Regions from separate parts of the Mus musculus genome. Here region 2 is linked to region 1. The links are chromatin loops, found by intact Hi-C in ENCODE. Cell type or tissue: gastrocnemius. All regions are shown on one strand. Each heading gives the region's core, and the rest is flanking DNA. Links, peaks and the distances in the headings are about the cores only.

Region 1 (10,868 bases), core at 3,344-8,343:
GAAGATGTGCTCAGCTAGCACAGGCAGTCAGCACAGGTTAGCCATGTACCTGCTGTTTACAGAGCATGCTGGAAAAGCCCTAGGCAGAAGTGATGAGTTCGAAAAGCTGAGCAGCTCAGGGAACCTGACTTGTCCCGACACTGGCATGTGGCAGAACAGATAGGGCAGGGACGCTCACTTGCTCTCCTCGTCCAGCAGGTAGAAGAGGCCAGTGGGCTTCTTGCTGATGAGGTGGATACAGCCCACGTTGTCGGTGTAGTCAATGTTGTGCCACGAGATGCCCTCACCCTGGTACTCCTCCTGCAAGGTGAGGAAGGTTAAGGAGGGTACTCACTGCCTTGGATTTGGAAAGAGGTTCCCTGCATACAATGTGGTTGAACTGAGGGCCTTGCACAAGTTCAGCAGGGGCACCACCACTGAGACACCCCCATTCCCTCACTGGGGATTCCAGGTAGGGGCTCTACTCTTGAGCCACGCCTACAGTTCTCCTATCATCTACTTTAACTCCTACTGCAGTGTAAATGATGGCTGCTCTATTGCTGATGGAATCATGAGAATAACAAGTCTAAACATTTCCACTATGGATATAATGTGTGGAAAGAGGTGTTTCCATTTAAAGTTGATTGGCAGCCAACAAGACGGCTCTACAGTTAAAGGGACTTGCTGTCAAGCCTGATGACCTCAACTCGATCCCCTGGACCCACATGGTAAAAAGAGAGAACTAATGGGGCAAGCTGTCCTCTAGCTTCCACTCGTGGGCTTGTGTGTATGTATGTACATACACATACAAATTGAAAACCTAAAAAGCTCATTGGACTGTTCACAATCCCTGGATAAGTGCTGACCCTGTGGAAGGGAACACACGTCCAAGTAAGCACACCTGTTCACATGTGCTGAGCAATGCACAGTGCTGTGGCTTTTTTATGTAGCCCAGCCTGGTCTCGAGCTCACTACATACCCAAGGATAAATTCCTGCCCACCTGGCCTCCTCAGAGCCAGGCGACAAGTGTTCCTGCCATCCCAGCTCTGTTATGGTTTCTCATGCCACATGCTTTCTAGCTTGAACCTCACCTGCTGAAGCAGGGACCTAACAGCCTCCAACCCAATAAAGTAAGTAAACTTTCTAACATTCTCAGGCTCTGTTTCCCCCACGAGTCACAGGAAGGAAAGATGGCATACAACAAAGAACAGAGAGATGGGCGGGAAGACAGGACATGTAAGTCAGCCATCACTGACACCAGCAAAGTGCACACTTTAGAGCTGGCTCTGCTCACTCTTGTCCCAGTGGCATAACTTAAGAGTGGTGCACACCTGTCACCCAGCACTCAGAGAAGACTGACGCAGGAGAATCAGGAGTTCATGGCCATCTTCACTAATGGTGAGATTAAAGCCAGCCTGGGTTGCATGAGACCCAGTCTCAAAAGCAGGCAAGGAGAAACTTTCTCCATTTGAGCAAGTAAGCTGGCGTCTGTCTGGGTTCTCAACTTTTGCTGCAATGCAGAAAGATGCTAGGGCTAGTGTGCCAGTGTGTATGATGTCAGAGGAAAAGCCAGGTCTAGCCCTGCTGATCCCCTCAGGCTACGTGAGCAATGGAGAGATGGTACCCTATAAACTGTGGACAGAAGGATGGTCTTTCAGACAGTTTAGAAAGCCGTGGTGGGCTCCAGCAATTCTCTCTCCCCTTGGGTGTGACTCCAGACTTGTACATGTGTGTTTACAAGCCAAAATATAAAATCTGTGGGTGACTGCATGAATTCAACATGGCCCAGCCATGCGCTGGAATATTATTCAGCCTTACACAGGAATGGGATGCTGACACTTGAGTAGGGATGAAAATGGTGGCCAGTCTCCTAAGTCAGACCACCCAGCAGTGCAGAGGTGAACGAACACTGTATAACTCCACTGACCAAGGGCTGGAGTGTCAACAAATATATAAAGACAGAAAGCAGGAAAGTCTAGTGTCTGAGGGGTGAGGAGGTTATAGTGTAGGTGTGTACAGAGCCTCAGAGGAGCCAGATATGGCTGCAGAAAGTGCATGTAGCTGCTTCCCAGGCCTGTGGGTCCTGCCTCCTCAGAAAGGCTAACATGGCAAAGGAAGAACACAGGGGACATGATCTGACCACCTGTAGAGTCACACAAATTATGTGACAGAATGTGTGCACTGCTGCCTTGCTGAAGGTAGCTGAGCATGGCACCGAGTTCAAGGACGTAGTGTTGGAGTCTGGGGAACCTGCTGTACCCAGGCCCTGGCCTGCTGATACTAAGGGACACCACTGACTTTCAGGGATCACCCTGGGCTGGGGTGGGGAATAGATGTCCACTCTTACCTGCTCCAGCTTGAAGATGTGCTGGGTGAAGTAGTACTGCAACTGCTCATTGGCATAGTTGATGCAAAACTGCTCAAAGCTATTCCTTTCGAAGTCCTCAAATCCAAAGATGTCCAGGACGCCAATGGACAAGCACTGGGAGACAGGTGTGGTTATAGCCAGGACCTCCTGGGAAGATTAGCCCTCCGGAGAGGTGCTGCACAAGTGGGGATGTGTTGTCCTGACCAGCTTGGTACCCGCTGTTTTTTACAAATGGTTCCTTCACTACTTCTTGATGGAACCGGGCCTGCACATATCCAATATGTTGTGGGGGGAGGGGGACCTAGGGCTTGGTGCCAGCCTAGCCTATCACACTTCCAGACACCTAGTGAAGATGCCTGGGTTCCTGTAGAATAGGGCTCTCACCCTTCCTAATGCTGTGACCCTGTATTACAGTTCTTCATGTCTGATGACCCAACCATAAACCATTACTGCACTGCTACTGCATAACTGTAATTTTTGCTACTGTTAGGAAATGTAATGTAAATATCTGATCTAAGACCCACAGGTTGAAACCTGCTGCTGTAGAGGATAAGAATCCTCTGCCAGCCCTGGTATTTGCAGAGATCCCATAGGTTCCTAGCCTCCACGGCTTGTCCCAAGAACAGGGTTTATTCTTGCCCAGCTCAGGGCCTGGCCACTCACGGAAACAGCCTCTTCCATGTCCTTCTTGTTGAGGAGGGCGTGGTTGATCCTTAGCACAATCCAGTCAAATAGGGCACTGTATAGGGACTTGGCCATGGAGTCTCGTGCAGTTATGGCCTGTGAACAGAGGGTGTCTTACCTGGGGTGGGGGACCTCAGCAGGCTATAGTGCTGAGAGTTAGGACCTAGTTTTGTCTTATTTTCATAGACAAAGTCTCATGTAGCCCAGGCTGGCCTCGAACTTGCCATGTAGCCAAGGATAATTAAGCAACTGATCCTATTGCCTCTACCCCCTCATAGGCTGGGATTGCAGATCAGCACAGCTGGCTTGTCACAGGTGTTATAAGGCTCTGAATCTGGGGCCTCATGTATAGCTGTGTTATGACTGTGCCATCCCCACCCTTCAACCAGGTTTTTCACCTTCCTCCTGCTGAAGTCTGCTTAATCCTACACTGGCCCCAGGACACAGCAGCTGTGGAGGCTCAGAGCCTGGGACTCCAGCACAGTACAGGTACACTGCATGGCATGTTACCTACATGGCTGCAGAACAGCCAAGGAAGTGTTTCTCAGTACACCCCCTGTAGGAGTGTCTATTCCGTCCTCCCCATGGATGCAGACATCAGCCTCCAACTGCCAGATATGTCCCTCTGGTTTTGATTTTTCTGGATGTCATGGCAATATTACCACACAGAATGCTGCCTCTGCTGGGGACACTCACTCACACAGCCTCTCTGGGGGACACCTGAGCCACACAGGGATTGGGTGCACTGCAGAGAGGTCAAGTCATGTCAAGAGGTATCTTGGCCCACAAAAGCTCACCATCCATGGTGCCTTCTGGAAATGTAAGCTGATTCCACTGGGCTGGGTCCCTATAGGGAGCTTCCCACACCCTGCTATCAGGTCCTTTCCTGGTGCCATCCAAATTCAATTTGCAAGCCACATTGCTCTGGACATGTCAAGAGCTAACAGAAATGTACCAGGAAGAGAACACAACAGCAAATGGAGAGGATGGAACAGAGATCTATGGGCTGAGAGTCACAGAAAGGCCACCTCAAGCACAGGGGTCAGTAACCTTTCCCCGACAAGGCAAGTGGTTCATGCTCTCAACTTTTGGGGCCTGAAGGGCTCTGTCATAGCTATTAAGCACTGCAGCTGCAGCCAGAAGCAGCACTGAACAGAATGTAAATGATGACTATGGTGATGTCAATTAAACTTTATTTACAAAACCAAATTGTGGAGGGCAGGTTTGTTTCAAAGCATGCTGGAGCAGCATGGCCACTGAGCATTTGGAAACACAGGAATGCCTCAGATTCCATTCCTGCCTCCCCACTTATGGACACTTTCAGATACCTGGAGCTACCTATATCAGAAATGCCAGAAATTAACAACTCTACTTCTAAAAACTCTGAGCACTTGTGATGCAGCCTTGATGTATCCTGAGATTCTGCACCTCACCTGGGTCAGGCCTCATCTGGTTATCCAAGGGATCCAGGGGTTAATTGCTGTCTGCCTACTAGTTACTCAGTCTTCAACCACTGCCCTGGACTGCAGTGCCCGAGATCAAGGAAGAGTAATGGTATCTAGTGACAGCCTGGGTGGTGTGGCACAGTGGCATGCTCTGGTCATCCTGAAGGTTGTTCCAAGTTTAAGACCTGCCTGTGCTACGGAGTAAAAATTGTCTCTAACCAATTTAAAAACAACAAACAAAACCAACAAACCAACCAACCAACCAACCAAACAAAAAACAGAGTAGCTGCTGGCAGTTAACATAACCTGAAAAAGATTTCCTGTAAATGAAAAAGTGAATTATAGTAGCCATCTCTATTCTAAGTCATGAGGCCATGCCCCTGTGACTGGTACACTGCTGTTGTTATTTCTAGTATTTTCTGAGGCATTACTGCTAACCTCATACTGTACCCAACTCATATCTCAAGCTCTCTGGTGTGTGTGCAGAAGAAGGGATTGTTTGACTGCCTCTGCTTTGTGGCTTGGTAGGAGCTGAGCATGTGGCTCTGGTTCGGCAGGGCTGCAGCCCCGGCCTGGGCTCATACTTACCTCACTGAGGCTGTAAGGCAGGATGAGTTTGTCATTGACTGTAACTGTTTTTCTCTTGGTTAAGACCTCCACCAGGGTCTCCCGCTTTACCTATTTCCAGAGTTGGGAAAGAAGGGCGGGAAGGTGAGGCACTTCAGAGAACTAGGGGAGGCAGGATGAACAGCAAACCCTGGGACACTCCTGCCCACTATATGCATAAATACAAAGTGGAAACATTCTTAAGAAACAAAACCAAACAACCAGTTCCCAAACTGTGGTGGCTTTCTCTAAATTCCAGAACTGGGGGTGCAGAGGCAGGTGGATCTCTGTAAGTTCAACACCACCCTGGTCTACACAGTGAGATCCAGGCAAGCCAAAGCTACATAGTAAGAACCTGTCTCAAGAATAAGCAGGTCAGTAACATTAAAATTAAGATAAACTAAAATTAAATTAAAGGCAAAACCCCCACAAGACCATTTGTGGTGGTGCATGCCTGTAATCCCTGAACTCAGTAGGTGAGACAGGCAGATCTCTGAGTGCTGGGCCAGCTAGAGTGAGACTATGTAAACCAACCAACCAACCAACCAACCAACCAACCAACCAACCAACCAACCAACCAACCAACCAACCAGAAAGGTGAGCTATAATCCTTGCTGGTTCAGCAGCACAAGATTTAAGATTCATCTGCCTGGCTCCAGGCCCGGCATTTCTGTCACCAGCAGTATTAAAAACAACAACAACAACAAAAACCAAAACAAACCACCACCACCACCACCACCACCACCACCACCACCACCACCACCACCACCACCACCACCACCATCAAAAAGGAAACCCTTGGCCCAGTCATGCTTTGAACTGAAGGCTCTGAGCAGCACTTCAACCTCCAGTCAATAGGTGTCAGGAGTGCGCCCACTTGGATGACTAAGCTTCCCCAGGTGAGAACTAGCAGAGACTGACTGCACATGGAATGGGAACATGACTTCACACTTCACACCAGGACCTAGCTGTATTTGCACATTCAGGCTTATGACTTTGGTACAGTGAGAGGGACACAGGATCTGTCACTGCCACATCACCAGCCTGTCATACTCATTTTGAGTCACTGAGGGTTTTTGCTGAGGGGCCTAGGTAGGCTTTGAACTTAGAACCTCCTGCCTCAGCCTCAGCCTCTTGGTGGCCAGGATGAAAGGCCTGTGACATCATACCTAAACCCAAAGTATGTGTTTTAAATTTAATTGTTAAAAAATTGTGTACATGGGTATTTTGCCTAAATGCCTGTATATGTACCACATGCATACCTGATGCCTGAGATTGCCGGAAGAGGGTGTCAGGTTCCTGGAATTGGTTGTGAGGTGCCATATGGGTGCCGGGAATCAAACCCATGTCCCTTTTGAGCATCTCCAGTCCCCAATTTATGTTTTTTGGGGACAGGGTCTCACAGAGCCCTGGCTGAGCCTGAACTTATCTCCCTGCGAGTGCCAGGATGACAAGTGTGTGTCAGCACATCAGATTTATGTGGTGCTAGGATGCAACAGAGCGTTTTGTACACTAGACAAGCCCTCTGTCACCAGTTACAGCCTCAGCCTTGCAAACTATGGTTTCATTTCTTTACATTTAATTTTGTGTGTGTGGCTATGCTCATGGGAATGAAGGGGGCCTGGAGGGCAGTGGCTTCCCATGTCCTGGAGCTGCAGTCACAGTGGATGTGAGGGTGCTAAGGACTGAGCTCCACCCGCTGGAAGAGTGGAACCCAGCACCTCTCCTATTACACAGTGCATGTAGCCAGACATACACAGACAGCAGCAAGAGAGGGACAGCTCAGAGATGACAGGAGGAAGTATGCAGTAGACAGAAGTCCCCCACTTGTCCCCTGTACTGAGAGGCTGCCACTGTCTTGGGCTAGGCAGGCTGCCTCATTTTGCAGCCAAGAAACAAGGGCAAGAAAGAATGGTGGAGACAGGAGGTACCTTTAAGAGCTGGGAGAGGGTGTCCAACACCTCTGGAGGACCGACCTCCAGGCCTTCATCTCGGCCTGTGGCTCTCTTCTTGTAGGTGACATTGCCAAGGTACAGGATGGCTGAGAGGACAGAGAAGATCCTGGGACAGGAGAGGTTACTGCAGTCTGCATCATCTGTACTTGTTTCTGCTGCAGAGCCTGGCTAAGGGTGCTCTCCACTTCACACTCCTGTACCCACTCCTGAGTCCCACTGTCAAGCACTGATGCAAACTTAAACTTTTTTGCTTGTGTTTGCTAATAGATAGGGTTTTGTTTAGCTTTGGCTCGTTTTGAACTCAGTATAGAGATCAGACTGGTGTTGAACTTCCAAGCATCTCTCTTTTGCCTTTATTTCTTTAAGATTAGGCTTCACTATGCAGCAAAGGCTGACCTTGAACATACAACCTTCATGCCCGAAATCTCTCTAGTATAAGGATGGCAGCTGTGCAGATCTTCAATTGGTCTGAACAGCTGCCCCCCAGCTCATGGCTGCAGCCCTCACCTGTGTTCTACATGGGATCCCGCCTACTCTCTATGGGGCTGCCTGTCTGATTTCCAGAGGAACTGGTTGTCACCAGGTGGCTCAGCAGCCCACTTACTGCTTCTTGGTGGCAGGCAGGAAGCCCACCATCTCCATGGCCTGCTGAAGCCTTTCAAAGTCATGTTTGAGGTCTTCTCCATCTTCAATATTCAAGTTATGCTGAAAAATAAAATAAAGGCGTGGGCACTTTGGCACTTCCTGCTGGGAGGGCAGAGAGCAGGGAGAGTCAGGATGGACAGGAGGAGGCCAGGGCTGGGAATGAATGGCTGCCTTTGTGTGTGTGTGCTCAGGGCTGGGCTGGGGCCCAGCATGGCCAGGCTGGCAGCCTCTGACCTCCCTGTGGCAGACAGCCTTGGGTACAGTGGTGGCGCCATGGCTGTAGCTGTTTACCTGGTTGAGGTAGAAATAGTCTTGAGGCTGCTTCAGCTGAAATTCCAGGCGCTCCTCCTCACTGACACCCAGCAGCAGATAATAAAACACATGGTAGTTCCTGTAGGTGACCAGCAGAGAGTCAGTGCCCAGCCAGGCCCACAGCAAAGGAAAGGGTACATCAAAAGGTTATAGTGTGGGGGGTATGGCTCAGCTGGTGAAGCCACCAGTTGCCAAGTCAGAGGACCCCCATGTTCAATCATTGGGACACATTTGGTAGAAAGAGGGAACTGACTCCCTGAAGTTATCCTTTAACCACACATGTATGTACACACACACACACACACACACACACACACACACACACACACACACACACACACACTGAAATAAACAGATATAAAAATATAATTACAAAAAATAGTATTGGTCAATGTGATGGTGCACACCTAAAACACCAAGCACTCTGGAGGCAGAGGCAGGAGAATCTCTGTGAGTTTGAGGCTAGCCTGGTCTACAGAGTGAGTTGGAGGAGACCATGGCTATACAGAGAGACCCTGTCTTAATAAGAAATATCAAAGTTTTAAGTATTGTTAGAAAGTGGGAACTTCTCGGGTGAGCGGAGCTAGGGCAGAAGTCTCACTGACTAGTTGACACCAGTTTGCTGCTGGGAGACAGGGCCTTACCCTCTAGCCCAGCCTGGCCTGGAACTAATAGATCCTCCTGCCTCAGCATCTAAGTGCTGGCTCACAGACTGTGCAGTTGTGCCAGCTCTGAGGTATTACCAGGATATAGTTCCAGATGGCACTAAATAGCCTGGGGCATCAATTCTCAGGGTGGGCTGTAATGGGCGAAAGGTTGGAGCCCATGGCAGCAAGTGTGTGGAACGGAAGGAGAGGGTAAGTTTAGACTCCAACCACGGCTTCCCCTAAGGGGCCCGGAACACTTACTTCACCCTGTGAGCTTGAGTAGGACTGTATTGTGCCAAATACCATATCCCAAGTGCTAGAGAGTTGGCCATTCTTACAGAGGACCCACGTTAGTTCCCAGGATCCACATGCTGGTTAACAATCCCCTGTAACTCTTCTTCCAGGGGTCCTACTGCCCTCTTCTGACCTCCCAGGTTACCAGGCACACAGGCAGTGTACTTACAGACACTCAGGCAAAACACCCATACATATTAAAAAAGAAGAAATGAATCATGCCCTACCGCTCATCCTTCTCCTGGGAAACCAGGCGAGACTTTTCAAGAAGGTATTTTTCCACAACAGCTCTGTCATAAAAGAAAAAGAGGGAAAAAAGATATTACATTTTAGTGTTGATATTTCTTTAACACTAAACATTTTGTTTCAACCAGAGTTGATGATGCAATCAAGAACCATAAATTTCAAGGAAACACTGTTAGCACTGTGCCACTCTTCTAGCCCTCACTGGGCAATTCTAGGCAGGGCTTCACTCCCTGAGATCCTTACTGTAGGATTCTGTGGCCATTCTTTATGTCTAAGCCAAGACCTTGATTTGGATACTGTACGGTTGTTCTTTCTTCCTTCATTTCATCCAGGCTCTCATATAGCCCAGGCTGGTCTCTAACTTGCAGTGTAGAGGAGATGCCTGATCCCTTCCCTGAATCTTCTGAGTGTTAGGATGAGGCATGGGATCCAGCTCTCCACACAGCTATCCATACTCTGCTGAGCTGAGATCCATCTTCTTCTGGTATGTGAGTTTCATTGTGTAGCTGAGGTTGGTCTCGAGCTCCTGCTTCTCATCAACTATTTGTTCTGTGTGCTAGGCTAACAGGCATGCACCATGCAGGGTTTCTGTACTGCTCAGGGTGGAACCCATGGCCCTATGCTTTAACAAGCACTAGGTGGCCTCTCTACTAATGGAGCCACATTCCCCACCCATATCTCTGCGCTGGCCTAGAAAATGGGACCATGGTGCTGCCTGTCGCACATTAACACCCTTTGGTACCATGTAAATAAATAGCTACCTATAAATGCCCTGAAGATCACCACTGCTCTGGCTTCAAACTAAGAACCAGGAAATCAGTTGATCACTATGACCTGGGCAGAAGGGTTGAGCACGGTGCACAGAAACCTGACAGGCAGAGTAGCCCGTGCAGGTGAAGGGACCCAAATGTTAAGGGAGGAGGCCAGCAAGGACCTCAGGAAGCTGGTCGGGTGTTTCAGGCATCTGCTACTTCAGTGTAAACTCAGTGGTGATTTTCATGCCCTGGCGGCTCCCCAACAGGATGACAACAGACAGCTCATATTTAAGGTACCACTTGGGCTCATGCCGTAACTCAGCATGTAAAGGCAGTGGCTGCCATGTCTGACCCTCAGTTTGGTGCTTGGGATCCATAGAGTAGAAGTAGGAAATCAACTCCAGAAGGCTGTCCCCTGACCACCTGCACATAAGTATGTGTGTGCATACACACACTCAACAAATTTTAAAAGCGGAATGTAAAGTTTGACTTGTTTCTTTTTCTGGTGACGGATCTGGCTTCACACATTAAGGATGCTGTGCTGCACTCCTGACCCTGGTTTCTTTTAAGTCAAGCAAGGTTTCTCCGTGTGTCCTTGGCTGTCCTGGAGCTCACTCTGTAGACCAGGCTGTAGACCAGGCATGGCCCTGTGCCTTGTGTTTCTGTCTTTCCTATTTTCTCACTAGGTTGTTGGTCTGATTACTGAGCTCTGTGCTGCTGTACAGAAAGCACAAGGCAGTCCTCGCACTCACTGGGCAGGCACTCCATGGCTGTCCTGCACCCATTCCCTCTTGATGAATTATGTGTCCATCTACAGTGTCAGAGTGACACGTGTGCCAGAGCATGCGTCGGGGTGGCTGGGAGTGCCTCGTCTCCTCTACCTTGTTGAGGCAGAATATCTGTCCTAGACTGCTGGGATAAAAACACTCTG
Region 2 (7,934 bases), core at 2,935-7,934, 53 kb after region 1:
CATTCAAAAAAATTTAAAACTTTTAAGAAGCTTCTGTGGACCAATCGTCCCAGACAGGAGCTGGTCCATTTTGGAATTGCTTTGGGATGTTGTTCTGTGACTCGGAAATGCCTGGAAGGGGTACCTCATTCTGTGCTATTTGTAAGTTTCACCTGGCCCTTTACCCAGCACTCACAGCTGCAAACAGAACTCTAAAACAGCCCCTTGTAAACCATAGGCAAGCCAGGTATGGAGGTTCCTACATATCATCCTACACTTGGGAGCCTGAGGCAAGAGGACTGGGAGTTCAAGGCCAGTCTGGGCAACCAAAACAAAGTCCCCAAAGATCACCAGCTCTTTCTAGGCAGAATTCTTACCTCTCTGGATTCATCCTGAGCATAGGAGGAGAAAGGTCCAGAAAATTCCCTCACAGGGAGCTTCCCAGGACTGATGTGGCCAACCAACTTACCCACTCCGTAAAGTGTTTACTCAACAGAGAAGAAACTGGATGGTCATGGGGGGATGATCAGTCTTCCCAAAGCCCTCTATTAGATGATAGCCAAGTTTGTAACTGACCTAGTGTTAAGGGCTGAGATGCCTCTACCCTTTCATCATGCTCTTAACTCCTAAAGTCTGGGATACTTAAAAACTTTTATTTTTTTGTTCTTTTCTGAGACAAGTCTTACTATACAGCCTAGGCTGGTAACAACCTCAGGATCTTCCTGTCTCCTCACTTGAATGCTGGGATTTCATGTGAGGCCATTCTGAGCTCCCCATCCCAGCACTTTAAAAGATGACTACTTCAGGAGAAGATTAAAGTGAAACAAGATTTCCCCCAACATGGATCTTCATTTGTGTGGAAGTAGGACACAGGGACAAGCTCAGAAGAAGAGAACAGGAGACAAACAGGTAAGATGGCCACCTATGAGCCTGGGGTAGATTATCATGCAACCGCATGCAGGCAGCTGTGCCCATACTTGATCTTGGGACTTCTAGCCTTTAGAATCTCATGGCAGTAAAGTCTTGTGGGTTGTCCATCCAGTCTGTAATAGATACAAGCTTGCCAGAGTCAGCTCTAGCTTGACTCCATCCCTCTCTCTCACACACACACATGTATATGTGCATTACAACACATGGCAGAGCCAGGACCTACATAATGAGTCAACTCTGCCAGCTTATTCATCATCCAACAATCCTCCAGGCTGAACTCCTGAATCACTTCTCAGGGAGTCCTGAGTAGGAAATGAGCAGATGCCCAGCTCATCAGCGGTATTTTTTTCCAATGTGGCAAATCATGGAGAACTTTCCCAGACAAAATGGACAGAAGTGCAGAGACAAGGCCCTTTGTTCTGCTTCTCTGAGACGTAGAGGGCAAAAGAGAAGAGCCTGTCTTGCTCTGTGAGGAGGCCACGCCTGGGCCTGGCTGAATGGTGGGCCGGGCAGGGGCTGCCTGGCACAGCTAGATTGTGGACCTTAAAGATACAAAGGCCTACCAGGTGGGACACTGAGGCCCACACCTGAGAGCAGATCATCAGTCAGATGGGTCCCAGAGTGGATGACCTTCCCCACTGAAGTGAAGCAGCTATGCCATGATCATTGGTGAGACAGGGGAAAAGGAACAGGAGGGGATAGAAATGGACACGGACACACACACACACACACACACACACATACACACACACACACACACACACACACACACAGACCAAAAGAGGCTCAATGCGTGCACCGTGTGTGAAAGGATGGCTATCTTGAGAGCGTGGGCCCATGAAGGAGATAATGCAGCTTCTCAAAGGCATGTCGATTGGGCAACCTCTGAGAATGGAGTCTGGTATAGCTAATCTTGCAAGAAAAGTGACAGTTTGCTTCCAGATGGGGACAGAGTCTCCAGAAACTCAGGTCAGTGGTGATACAAGGAGAAGAGAAACAATGGCCCTGCTGTGCCTGCCAGGCTGCTTCGGCTGATTCACCTGCCCTACTCTTCCCCTGGTCTCCTTCCATGCAGTGGCCAGCGGGATCTAGCAATCAAGGCGTCCCCACCTCTCCTGACTCCTGCAGGTGACCCTGAGATGCACCGAGGCTAGCGGGGACTGCAGCACAGCATCTATAACCACCTTGGGTCCATTCCATGTGGCCCACTCTACTCCATACAACCCATCATCATCATTGGTCAACACACTCCTGCCAATGCAAGCTGGGGACACTACAGCATCACATGGTGCACAGATGGCCCTGGGGCAAAGAATGGCCCCCCACACCAGATGTCAGGACAGTTTGACAGCCAAACTTGGGTAAAGGCTATTTTAGAGGGTTAGGGAATACAGACACAGACTTGTTGGCTTTTTGCTTTCTTAGGGTGCTGTGGATATTTGGGCTGTTTGTGTGATAAGAGCTAGAGCATAAACTTAGCCTCCCAGCCTCGCTTCCTGGTTCTAGAAAAGTCTAGGGATCTATCTCCAAACCCAGCACCTGCCTGAGTCCATTTTGAGAAAGGACTCTTTCCTGGTGGTTGAATGGAAAAGAAAATTGAAACAAACTAAAGCAGAGGCTACAGCAAGTATCCCAAAGAGGAGAGTGACAGGATATCTGTTCCTGTCACTCTGGGTTCACCACTGACATGGCTTCCCAGGATTGACTGCAGACCAGACACTCTTCCCAGGAAACATAGTGGACCCCCCCACATCCCAAGTCTTGCTCTCAGTCTTCCCAATTCTGCCCCTGTGATAACTCATGTCACCTGTCATTGTGAAGGTCTGCCTAATGGGAATGCCATTCTTTCCATGTAAAGGGACAATAGCTGTTCCTCTGAGGCACAAGGAGATCTCAGCTCTGCTCTCAGGAGGCAGCCAACCACTTGGCACAACCAGCTCTTGCTTGGTTAATTTTGGACCCATTCACCACATGTTACCAGAGAGATAAGGAAAGGGAAGCCACAAGTTCATGGTCTCTTGTCAGGAAGGGAGTCAAGCCCAGGAGTCCTGAGTCCCCACCTGACCCACAAGGTACTAGCTAGACTTGAGAGAGGGTTTTACCCAAGTAGGAGGTCAAAGCCAGAGCATTGTGCTTCATGCAGGTAGCATCCTGGACACCTGACTGGAGGTGTGGCTCTATGGTGGAACACTTACCCAGTAAGCAAGCACAAGGTTCTAAGTTCCGTCCCCAGCATTTGCAGGGCAAGAGACAGAAAGTTGGAGCTGCATAAAACCAAAGGGTGTGTACCAGAAACATGAAAGTTAATAAGTGGGGTTAGCTCTGGAAAAAGGCTGACACAGGCCAATCCAAAGGAGAAATAGGCAGAGTCTTGCCCCAGGCCAGACCCCAAACAAGGCGCTTGCTTCTTCCAGGAGACCTCCACTGAGTCACAGCTCCAAGTAAGCAGGAGAAAAAGTGTGTCATGCATAGGAAAGTTCATGTCCTTCCTGGGGTCTCAGGACCAAAAAGTCTTCGATATTCCAAGGGGCATGACTTGCACCGTGTGCCCTTGGGCAAGCTAAGTTGAAAGATTTCTTCCAGAACATTCTTGAAGTGAATGGGGCAGTCATGTCTCTAAGGCTTCCTTTATATCCAGATTCCTGTACCAAATGGAGCTCTAAACCTGGCCTCCTTTCAGCAAGCACACAGCAGACAGGGAATACTGGTAAGGGGGGGGGGGGAGAAAGTGATGCCAATCAAAACCAGGCAGCTCCAAGGCCTTGTAGGAGCAGAGAGGCCGGTGACAATAACTTTATAGTTGCTCATGCCACCTCCAGCCATTCCTTGACACCTTAAGATACTGAAGTCTCAAAGACTAGACAATACCCAACAAGGTAAGGAGATACAACCTGAGGGGCTGCTAGGTGGATGTCTTAAAGTGCTGGAAAATGAGCCAAAGAGGCACAAAAGGACTCCCCTATAAAGCCTTGGGAGTTAGGGTCCCTAGAAAAAGAAGGGAGGGTTTGTTGGCAGCTGTGACTCCACGGGGCTGAGATCTCTGCCACCGCTGAGGTATACATTTCCTGTAAGTCATTTAAAAACAAAAAACAAAAAACAAAAAAACGTTTAAGTCCAAGGATGTGACTCTCTTGAGAGAGTGGCTTCCACCCTACCGGCTCCCTTTCTTCTGAAACGCAGTTCGGGTGTCAGAACCCCACCCCCACCCCGCAACCTCCTCTAGAGTCCAGCTACTCTTTTCTTGAGCAGAAAGTGATGTGCCTATCAAAGCAGAGAGAGAACCCAGAGGGCGCTGGGACTCGCCCTGGCGGATCACCCAGCTGTCCGGGAGTGAAGTCAGGAAGAAGATGAATCAAGAGGGGAAGGCGGGGGCGAGTCTCCAGAGGCTGCACCCCGTCATCTCCCTTTCCTCCTCCTCTCCACTCCTCCGGCCCTCTGAGGAACTGTTTTTGCGTGTCTTTCCAGGCCCACTCTTTTAGACGTTCCAGCCCCAACAGTGGGTTGCCACAGACCGTTTCCCATTCTCTGAGAGCCCGGCGCCTCTCTGACACCCTAGGGCTCAGACCGCGAGTGCAGAAGTCCCTTTCCCTAGCACGGCCCCTCGGCTCCGCCTTCCTGGCCTCCCCCGTTTCCTGAGATCCCCCCAGATGCCACCTTAGCCACGTCCTCTCCTCAGCCGCCGCTGAAAGACGCGGTAAGCCCGCCAGTCTCAACCCCCTCAGCGTCCACGCGTCCCCCAGGCCGCATCCTGCCCTCACGTCCCACGACTTCAGGAGCAACCCGGTGCACAACCCCGGCTCGGGTCTCCACTCACGGCCGCCGCGAGAACTTACCTGGACCTCGGGCCGCTGCGCGCCACCGGTCCCCGGCCAGCCTGCCCGCTGCTCCCGGCCGCCCCGCCCCGAAGCGACCAGCCTCGCCCGCCGCTGCACCGTGCGATTTCACTTCCGGGTTCCGGAGGCGCTGAGTGGGCGGGCGCCAACTCGTCGGAGAGGCGGGGCGACTCGAGGTCCCGCCCCATCTAAAGGCGCGCAGCGAACGCCCTCTGCGGTTGGTGCATTCCAGATGCTAAGTGTTCCACAGCTGAGAGGGGCGGGCGCTATGATAGTCACGCCCCTCCCCAGCAGTATTTTAGCCCGCTCAGGTTGGTGCCGGAAGCCCACACGTCTGAGGGACACCTTGGAGCCACGCCCTTTTTCGGCGCTCTTGGCCAGGCTGAACGAACTGTAGCAAGCTTGGAGCCCGCCCCGCGGCTCGCGTGAAGAGAGCACCCTCCGGCTTCCAGCACTACTCCCTGCCTCCTAGCGGGCGGGACCCTGAGACGCTTGCCTTTGAGTGGAAGGCGGGAGAATGGCGGATTCCTCAGAACGGGACGCAGGGTGAGTTGGGATCTCAGAAGGGCGGAATTTAGGGGCTCCTGTGGGTTGGCCAAAGACCAGATCCTGGGCTCACAGGCAGCGGAGCTGGAGAACTGGGATCTTATGAGCCAATGCCCGAATCTCTCCCAGACCAGAAGCCCAGGCTCTGAGCCGCTTCGGTGCGTGCTGGGGAGCTGGGGTCCCAGATGCAGTTCAGAATTGGGGTTGTGCGTGGACTTTGGTGGACATTCTCTCTTTTTCCCCTTGGAGACAGTGGTGTTTTTTGTTTTTTGTTTTGTGTGTGTGTGTGTGTGTGTGTGTGTGTGTGTGTGTGTGTGTATGTGTGTAGCTGATCCGGAGCTCTGTAGACCAGTCTGGCCTTGAATTCACAGAAATCTGCCTGCCAAGTGCTGGGTTCAAAGGCATGTGCCACCACCACCTAGCCTTCCTTTTTTTAAAGGAAAAACGTGACCCTACATGGTAGCACGACTTTAGTCCCAGCACAGACCTTTTCCTAGGCCTCAGGAGCTCTAGGGTTGCTTGTCGCACTCCCCTTTAGCCCTGACTCACTACACCCATGGGTGTTTGCTTAAGAGTCTGAAGGATGAGGGTCACGGGCTATTGTGACTGTATACAGCAAAGGACACTCTGTGAAGGTCAAGTGGGTGAAACAAAGGCTCTTGCCACCAAGCCTCATGATCTTATTTTGATCCATGGGTTTCATATGGTGAAAGTAGATAACTGATGTACTGGCCAGTTTTGTGTCAACTTGACACAGGCTGGAGTTATCACAGAGAAAGGAGCTTCAGTTAGGGAAATGCCTCCATGAGATCCAGCTGTAAGGCATTTTCTCAATTAGGGTCAAGGGAGGAGGTCCCCTTGTGGGTGGTGCCATCTCTGGGATGGTAGTCTTGGGTTCTATAAGAGAGCAGGCTGAGCAAGCCAGGGGAAGCAAGCCAGTAAGGAACATCCCTCCGTGGCCTCTGCATCAGTTCCTGCTTCCTGACCTGCTTGAGTTCCAGTCCTGACTTCCTTTGGTGATGAACAGCAATGTGGAAGAGTAAGCTGAATAAACCCTTTCCTCCCCAACTTGCTTCTTGGTCATGATGTTTGTGCAGGAATAGAAACCCTGACTAAGACAATTGACTACGCATTTTGTCCTCTGCCCTCCATGTGCACATCATGGCACACGAGCACTACAAACTACATAAAATGTAAAATGCTGAAATGCTAAGAGAAGAGGCCTATGGTAGGAGCCTCCTACACCTGAGACTCCCAGCCCTGAAAGGCAGGGGGTAGAGAGTAGGGATGCACAGTGGGCACAGGACAGGACAAGGCCATGTTACTGAAGCCTCTGTGAGTGGTGGGCAGGCTTTGGGGCACCATGAGGGACAACAGATGCACCTGCACTTTGTAGAACTACAGGGCCCCATGTTCTCCCATAGGCCCATGATTTGCCCCCAGAGCAGGGAGAAGCCCCCAGCTCCCAGCCCTGCTTTTGACTTGCAGGTGTGTCCAGAAGAGGTTGGGATCCCCTGGAGCTGGAGTTACAGGTGGTTGTGAGCCACCTCACCTGGGTGCTGGAGACTGAACTCAAGTCCTCTGTAAGAGCAGCAGACACTCTTAACCTATGAGCTGTCTGGCACAGCCAGGGCTGTGAAGTGAGATTTATTTGCTCTCTGAACAATCCCAACAACCTGAGTTTAGGTCCCCAGAAGCCACATAAAGACTGGATGCAGTAGTGTCTGTCTGTAATCCAGCACTTCCCACAGGGAGATGGGAGGCTAAAGCAGCACAGTCTCTAGGAGTAGGAGGCAGAGCTAGCAGGGCAAACAGAGCCATGGCTAAGAAAGGTAGAAGGTGAGAACCTTCGCTGAGGTTGTCCCTGACCTTTACACAGGCACCATGGTACACACAGTGGCACAGAAGCACCTGTACTCATACAAACACCATTCAGACTTACATGAAATAAAGTAATAAAAACAAAAGATTTGAAAATACAACTATTTGGGGACTGAAGAGATGGCTCAGCGGTTAAGAGCACTGACTGTTCTTCCAGAGAACCTGAGTTCAATTCCCAGCAACCACATGGTGGTTCACAACCATCTCTAATAGGATCTGATGCCTCTACTGGTGCATCTGAAGACAGGTACAGTGGACTCATTCATATGCATAAAATAAACCTTTTAAAAAATTCATTTGTGGGCTGGAGAGATGGCTCAGAGGTTAACAGCACTGACTGCTCTTCCAGAGGTTCTAAGTTCAATTCCCAGCAACCACATGGTGGCTCACAACCATCTGTAATGGGATCTGATGTTCTCTTCTGCTGTGTCTGAAGACAGTGACATTGTACTCACATATATAAAGTAGTAAATACATCTTTTTTTAAAAAAATCCATTTGTTTAAAAAATGTATAACTATTCTGTGACATATGAACATTGTGTGATCCCAGATGTTGCTAAGTCAGTAAAGTTTTGTTGCCACATGGTCCACCCATTCTGTCAGCCTCAGTACTAGAATGGCAAAGTTTAATAGTTGTTGGTTATAGTGACTGGGCAGCCTAGAAAGCTGACCCTTTGCAGAGAAGTACGTGTCATAGTCTCCTGCCCCCACCCTGCCACCTCATCCCTACAATTGGAGCTAAGAGAACAGATTCAGAATGTTCC

Evidence for each region. A loop is a pair of places that touch in the nucleus more often than their neighbours do. Peaks named below come from ENCODE experiments on the same cell type or tissue, not always from the same donor. Only the 100,000 strongest peaks of a DNase experiment are listed, where the experiment ranks them.
Region 2: a loop joins it to region 1, with 2.4 times the contacts of the local background. A loop is called at or near these places in 12 of 42 quality-filtered maps.

What each region holds. Positions count from the first base shown.
Region 1 is chr8:71,320,140-71,331,007 of GRCm38, reverse strand. It overlaps Myo9b (myosin IXb), which reads right to left. Exons shown (of 40, transcript NM_001142322.1): 4 at 9,164-9,226; 5 at 7,975-8,074; 6 at 7,643-7,743; 7 at 7,015-7,144; 8 at 5,066-5,155; 9 at 3,012-3,128; 10 at 2,328-2,462; 11 at 179-300. Among named protein-coding and RNA genes, the nearest start is that of Use1, 42 kb to the left of the region's middle. In gastrocnemius, for the core only: a CTCF peak has its summit at 5,947; no DNase peak of the experiment used is centred there; H3K27ac peaks cover 908 bases.
Region 2 is chr8:71,269,638-71,277,571 of GRCm38, reverse strand. It overlaps Haus8 (4HAUS augmin-like complex, subunit 8), which reads left to right and starts at 4,982. Exons shown (of 11, transcript NM_001163042.1): 1 at 4,982-5,288. The coding sequence starts at 5,260. It overlaps Myo9b (myosin IXb), which reads right to left and starts at 4,858. Exons shown (of 40, transcript NM_001142322.1): 1 at 4,743-4,858. In gastrocnemius, for the core only: a CTCF peak has its summit at 5,194; DNase peaks (open chromatin) are centred at 4,292 and 4,971; H3K4me3 peaks cover 2,904 bases; H3K27ac peaks cover 2,983 bases.